Linked DNA regions of Homo sapiens: region 1 is linked to region 2. Evidence: read pairs that join two places in POLR2A ChIA-PET (ENCODE). Cell type or tissue: CD4-positive, alpha-beta T cell. All regions are shown on one strand.

Region 1 (2,500 bases), 79 kb after region 2:
CTCCTTGGAGGCTTGGAGACTCTCAAAGGAATTAGTCCAAAGTGGCCCAGACTCCATGGATTAACTTTAAGCCATCCTGCATGGGCTGCCCTGCTGAAGCCAGCGCAGTTTCACAGGCTGGGACAGCAGCCGGACTTCCTGTTTGAGTTTAGAAATCTCCGCCTGATCCCCCTCCTCCCCACTCCCTTCCTCTCGAGGTCCCTCCTTCTATCCACCAATAAAACAAAGAAACCTGAGAAATTATCTCAGAAAGAAGAGACTTCTCAGGCCTTGATTGTCACACTGGCCTGGAGCCAAGCCAGAGCCTGCCTCAAAAATGGACCCAGGAGGCAAGCTACTGGAAGGCAGTCAAACACCCCCAAAAAGTGAGGTCATATGGCATCACCCCCATTGACCACATCTCATTTGCTCTGCTTTCCTTTTATTTTAAAGGAAAAATTAAAAGTCTTCTAAGACATTGTCTAGGCTGGTAATAAAACTCTAGAATGCTTTGTTCATATATATAACAAAATTGAGAGCAAATGTGTGTGTACATGTAAGTGTGTGTGTCTGTATGTGTAAGCGTGTTACAATCTGGCTAGTAAAATGATCTCAGATTGAAGATACCCTCAAATACTGAGGATGATGCTTATAATTTTCTAACATGCTTTAATATTTTTACTACTCATGTATATATGTATCCACAAACAGTATTATATACTGTTTAGTATGCTGCAAATTTTTATAAATAACACCTCATTGCATGTGTCAAATATTTCATAAATAGAATCACAAAAGCAGAATGAAGGAGCTGGTATGTCAGCATTCTGCTTATGTGTTTTTCTGATTATGATAGTCTCATGAGAAGAGGATTTTATGCATTCTCACTTGAAATACAGCAGATGCCAACCATGAAGGGAATGAAGGTGCTAATTTATAATTTTTTTAAAAATTGTGCAAAAAGAAAGTGAAAAGAATATAAGTGCGAGCTTAGCAATAAAAGGAGTAGTAAAAACACCCACAATATGGGGGGTGGGTGTGGAGTCCTTTCGTCTGTAACCAAGGAGGTCTGTAAGAAACCACGGAAGTCTCTACTAATTTGAAATTCCACCAGCTGAGAAATAAAACACTGCTGGGTTATTGAAGAAAGGTCTTGGCACCTTATGCACGGGAAATGAAACTTTTCGTTTTGCAAGTGGCTTGTAGATTGGTTATTTAACCACCACCCATCCCCCCAGTTTTTCAAAGGCTGAAGAACAGGCTGGAGTTAGAGATGTGGTTTGCATAGATTGCCTCGCTGACAGCACTAGATCACCAGTGAAAGATTAATTAACCAAATTGAAGGCAGCAAAGAAATAAGGTTTTAGCAAATGACAAAGCCATTAATGGAGCAATGTTTCCTTCCACTTTAGCTAAGCTCTCCGTTTTTAATTAGCATTAGGATGTTTTAACCGCAGCTATTTAGGAGGAGGCTCTTTCTCATGTCAGGTGTTGCATCCCGGAGTCAGAGCTGGTGAGAGAAGATAAAATCCGACACATCCACCTTAAGTTGGAATTTTCAGGAGTGTCCTCATGGCTCCCTGCCCTTCCCTGCACTCACAGCCTTGAAAGCTGGGGCCCTGACTTGGGAACAGCTGTCTTCTCCCATTGGACCACTACAGTCAGTTGCTGATTTGGAGGACAATTCTGAACATATGAAGCACATTACTGGAGCCAAAGCTCTGGATTTCCTCGTTTGCAGTTGATTGATAGGAAGCATTCAACCTTGGATGTGATAAAATCAACCCACTAACCCAGTAATGCATCGAGTAGGAAGTCTTTCCTCTTTAGTTAGCTATTTTAAGTGGCGAGTGTTTCTTTAGCCCTATTTCTCAGGACTCCACAAGCCTTTGTAATTTACAAGTCTTCTTCTACCTAAATGGTCAGAATGCATGCTTTTATTTTATGGACTGGTAGACTGAGGCAAAGGAGTGTTTTAGTCAAGTTAATGTTGGGGACTGTGGGGGGCAGGAAAAAGAATGTCAAATCTCCTGTGGCTTGGCCAGCGGCTGCCAGAATATTGGGCCAGCACCTGCTGGCGCGTTAGTCCATAGGATGGGCATGGTGGAGAGGATGATCAAAACAGGAGATGCTTTCGGTGAATGAGGCTGGCAGGTCATTAGAATTTCAAGAAGATTCTAGAGGAGAATGAAAAGGTGAACTTTAAAAGTGGTGGCAGCTAGATTTGCTTTAGAGAGGAATAGGCATTGGTGGAAGTGAAACAAGGTGGCGATTGATGTTGCAGCCATGTTTTTTAGAAGCTGTAATACTGTCTTGCATCTCTGCTCCTCCTGCTCCTTCAGCTTGGCTAACTCCGGGTTGATCATCTTCCCAGGTTTGGCTTGCACCCCCAACCTCCTCCCACTCCTCTCTACTCAGCCTTAGGCTGGGATTACTCGCTTATGGTCCCTTTAGCACTGTGGCACACCCCTCTCCTAGGACAGATGGCAATTTATCTTTATTTTCTCTCAAGGCTGTAAGC
Region 2 (2,500 bases):
AATTTTCAAGGTGATAGTTGTACATGTTGCTCAGTGCAGAAAACATGGAATTGGGTTACTCTAAATTTGTTAGAGCAGGGTCCCCAAATGTTACCTTTTGCTAGAAGTGTGGTTGGGTTACAACAAACAGATTGCTATGGCAGAAAGTCTGAGTAGAATGCGAATGAGCACAGGATGGGTTCATACCACTGGGGCTCACTAGGCCTTTCTTAGCTTTTGTTTTGAAAGTCCAAAATTCTTCTTCTCCCAGACAGGCATTTGAAAGACTGGAAAGATTTGGATAGGAAGCCCTAGAGAGATAGACATTTGCTGAGTTGAAGCCAAGGATCGAGTCTCATGCATGTGAAAATCTAATACAGGTAAATCTCCAACATATGGCAGCACTAATTCCTGAGAAAGGTCATGAGTGAGCAGCAAAAGCATGAACAAAGCCTTCAAGCCCAAAGCTTTGATTATGCAAAATAGCTATTTGTGGCACTTAAGTACAGTGGTCACCCTGGATTTTCCAGAGTGGTTTAGATTTTGGCTCCATTATCAGTGTGCTACATCAATGTCCAGTTTTTTGAAATCCCAGTACCTGATGCCGAGTGAATATACAGTCATGTTGGTTGAATTGAGCTAAAGTCCATTCCCCCCTCCAAGTTGCTCCTCACACAGAACCAAACTCTAGCCACACAGACACCCAATGAGCTGAGGGCAGGGCACCCCAGGAATGAAGGTCATGGCCCTGTGGCAACCTCACTGGATATGCAAGGTGGAAACTGGCTTTCTGCTGGTGCATAAGCCATTCCCTGCCTTCCCGTCAAACAGCCCAGCTCTAAATCTACATTTCCCACTACCGGAACTTCTTTTTTGGGTACTACGACTGTATCTCAGAGCAAAGATCTAGGCATGGCTCTCCCATTCCTACTAATTTTAAGCACTGACATCTGCTTTGGGACCCACACACCTGGCTCTAAGCAATACTACATCCCCACTCCACAGCTGTGGTTCCCCACATGGCCCCGCCATCCCTGTGGAATACAAAAATTACCTTGACAGAGCACTTGTTTGCATTATCCCCCTGGAAAACAGGGTGCATTATTCACCCATATATTTTGGTGAAGAAAAGCAGCTGTTTTCAGCTAACTAGTCGTTCTCAGCCCTGGCTGCACCCATGCCTATAGACCACACCCCTTCCCACAACCTTTTGTGGCAACCTCAGCTTAAGCTTTTGTCACTGTCTTGAAATCACATGACTAGTGTTTTTTCTTTTCTTTTTTTTTTCTATTTCCGGTAGGATCATTAGCTCATACAAGTCATCAGGGAAGGACTCATCCAGCTCCCATCTCTTTCTGTGGAGCAGCATAATGACTGTGTGCACGCATTGCAGGGAGCCTCAGGCACTCAGACCTACAGGGGACTGGTGTGAAGCTCCTCATTTCAAATGCTCCGCTCTATTGCTCTATCTGAACATGAGGACCTTCTCTTGGCAGCTTAGATCCTCTGTTACAGCAAAGGATTGGCTCCAACCAATGGGAGCCAGTTGCTGGTGGAAAATATGATTACCAACACAGAGGCAGCTGCTGTTGCTCTTTGTTTTTCTAACTTTCAAAAGTGTGGAACGGTAGTTAAAGCCCCCAACAATCTTACTCCTTTCTATCCCATTTCATTTCACCGAGGGTTCAAGGTAGCTGCACTCCAAGTAACATCTTCAATGATCATATTCAAAGCATGATGTCACACAGGGATAAGAGTAGCAATTTTTTTTTGAATCAATATGTAAACCTGACTCCTTCATTCAGGGTTACAGCTCTCCAGTGTTTTGGCCTCTCATCACATGGCTCTGATGTGTGGATCTTTTGTATAGAACCTCTTGGCTGGTGAAAGTCTGAACTGAAAAGGCACCAGTATCTGTTAAGACAATCCTGTTAGCCTGTTATTACCTGCCAATTACATTGTTCCTTGTTTAGAAATCCAGTTGAAAGAGGCACGCTAAGAACTCCATCAGAAGTAGCTGGTGTGGATTTTTGTAAGTATGGGTAGAGAATCTGCCTACGGCAAGTAACACCAGTGCTGGCATGCCCAGAAAATTCCAGCTGGAGGTGGGAGTAAGTGGCACTTGGCAAAGTTGCCCTCTTGACCTACTTGTTTAATTTGGATGGAAAAATGTGTTTTGTTTATGTATTTTTTTCAGGAAGCCATTATGGTGAGTCTTTCCAATATAATTTCCACTGAGACCTCTCTTATTCAGCTCAATTTTCTCTTGGGCTGAGGCTGACAGAGACATGGTTGGTGGGAGAATCTGTCACCCTGTGGAGCTGAACAGTCTTCAAGATAAAGCTGCCTGCTGGCCTTTCACTCCCAAATTGCCTGAAACCTGGTCACGTCCCAGCCAATGTCCTCTGCCTTTTGATGAGCTCCACTGTGAGGGGAGAACTAGAAACTGTGAGGAGTGGGTAGACTTTTTCCTACTGCGCAGTGAGATGGGAATTTGGTTACATTAAAAAATACATCTGTA

Evidence for each region. ChIA-PET counts read pairs that join two places held together with the same protein. Peaks named below come from ENCODE experiments on the same cell type or tissue, not always from the same donor. Only the 100,000 strongest peaks of a DNase experiment are listed, where the experiment ranks them.
Region 1: POLR2A ChIA-PET joins it to region 2 with 17 read pairs; 3 of 35 experiments call an interaction of 5 or more read pairs at or near these places.

Annotation. Positions count from the first base shown.
Region 1 is chr9:20,241,635-20,244,134 of GRCh38, reverse strand. It overlaps a transcript of SLC24A2 not described here. Among named protein-coding and RNA genes, the nearest start is that of MIR4473, 170 kb to the left of the region's middle. In CD4-positive, alpha-beta T cell, no CTCF peak of the experiment used is centred here; a DNase peak (open chromatin) is centred at 1,204; H3K4me3 peaks cover 983 bases; H3K27ac peaks cover 701 bases.
Region 2 is chr9:20,320,627-20,323,126 of GRCh38, reverse strand. No RefSeq gene overlaps it. Among named protein-coding and RNA genes, the nearest start is that of MIR4473, 89 kb to the left of the region's middle. In CD4-positive, alpha-beta T cell, no CTCF peak of the experiment used is centred here; a DNase peak (open chromatin) is centred at 1,186; H3K27ac peaks cover 972 bases.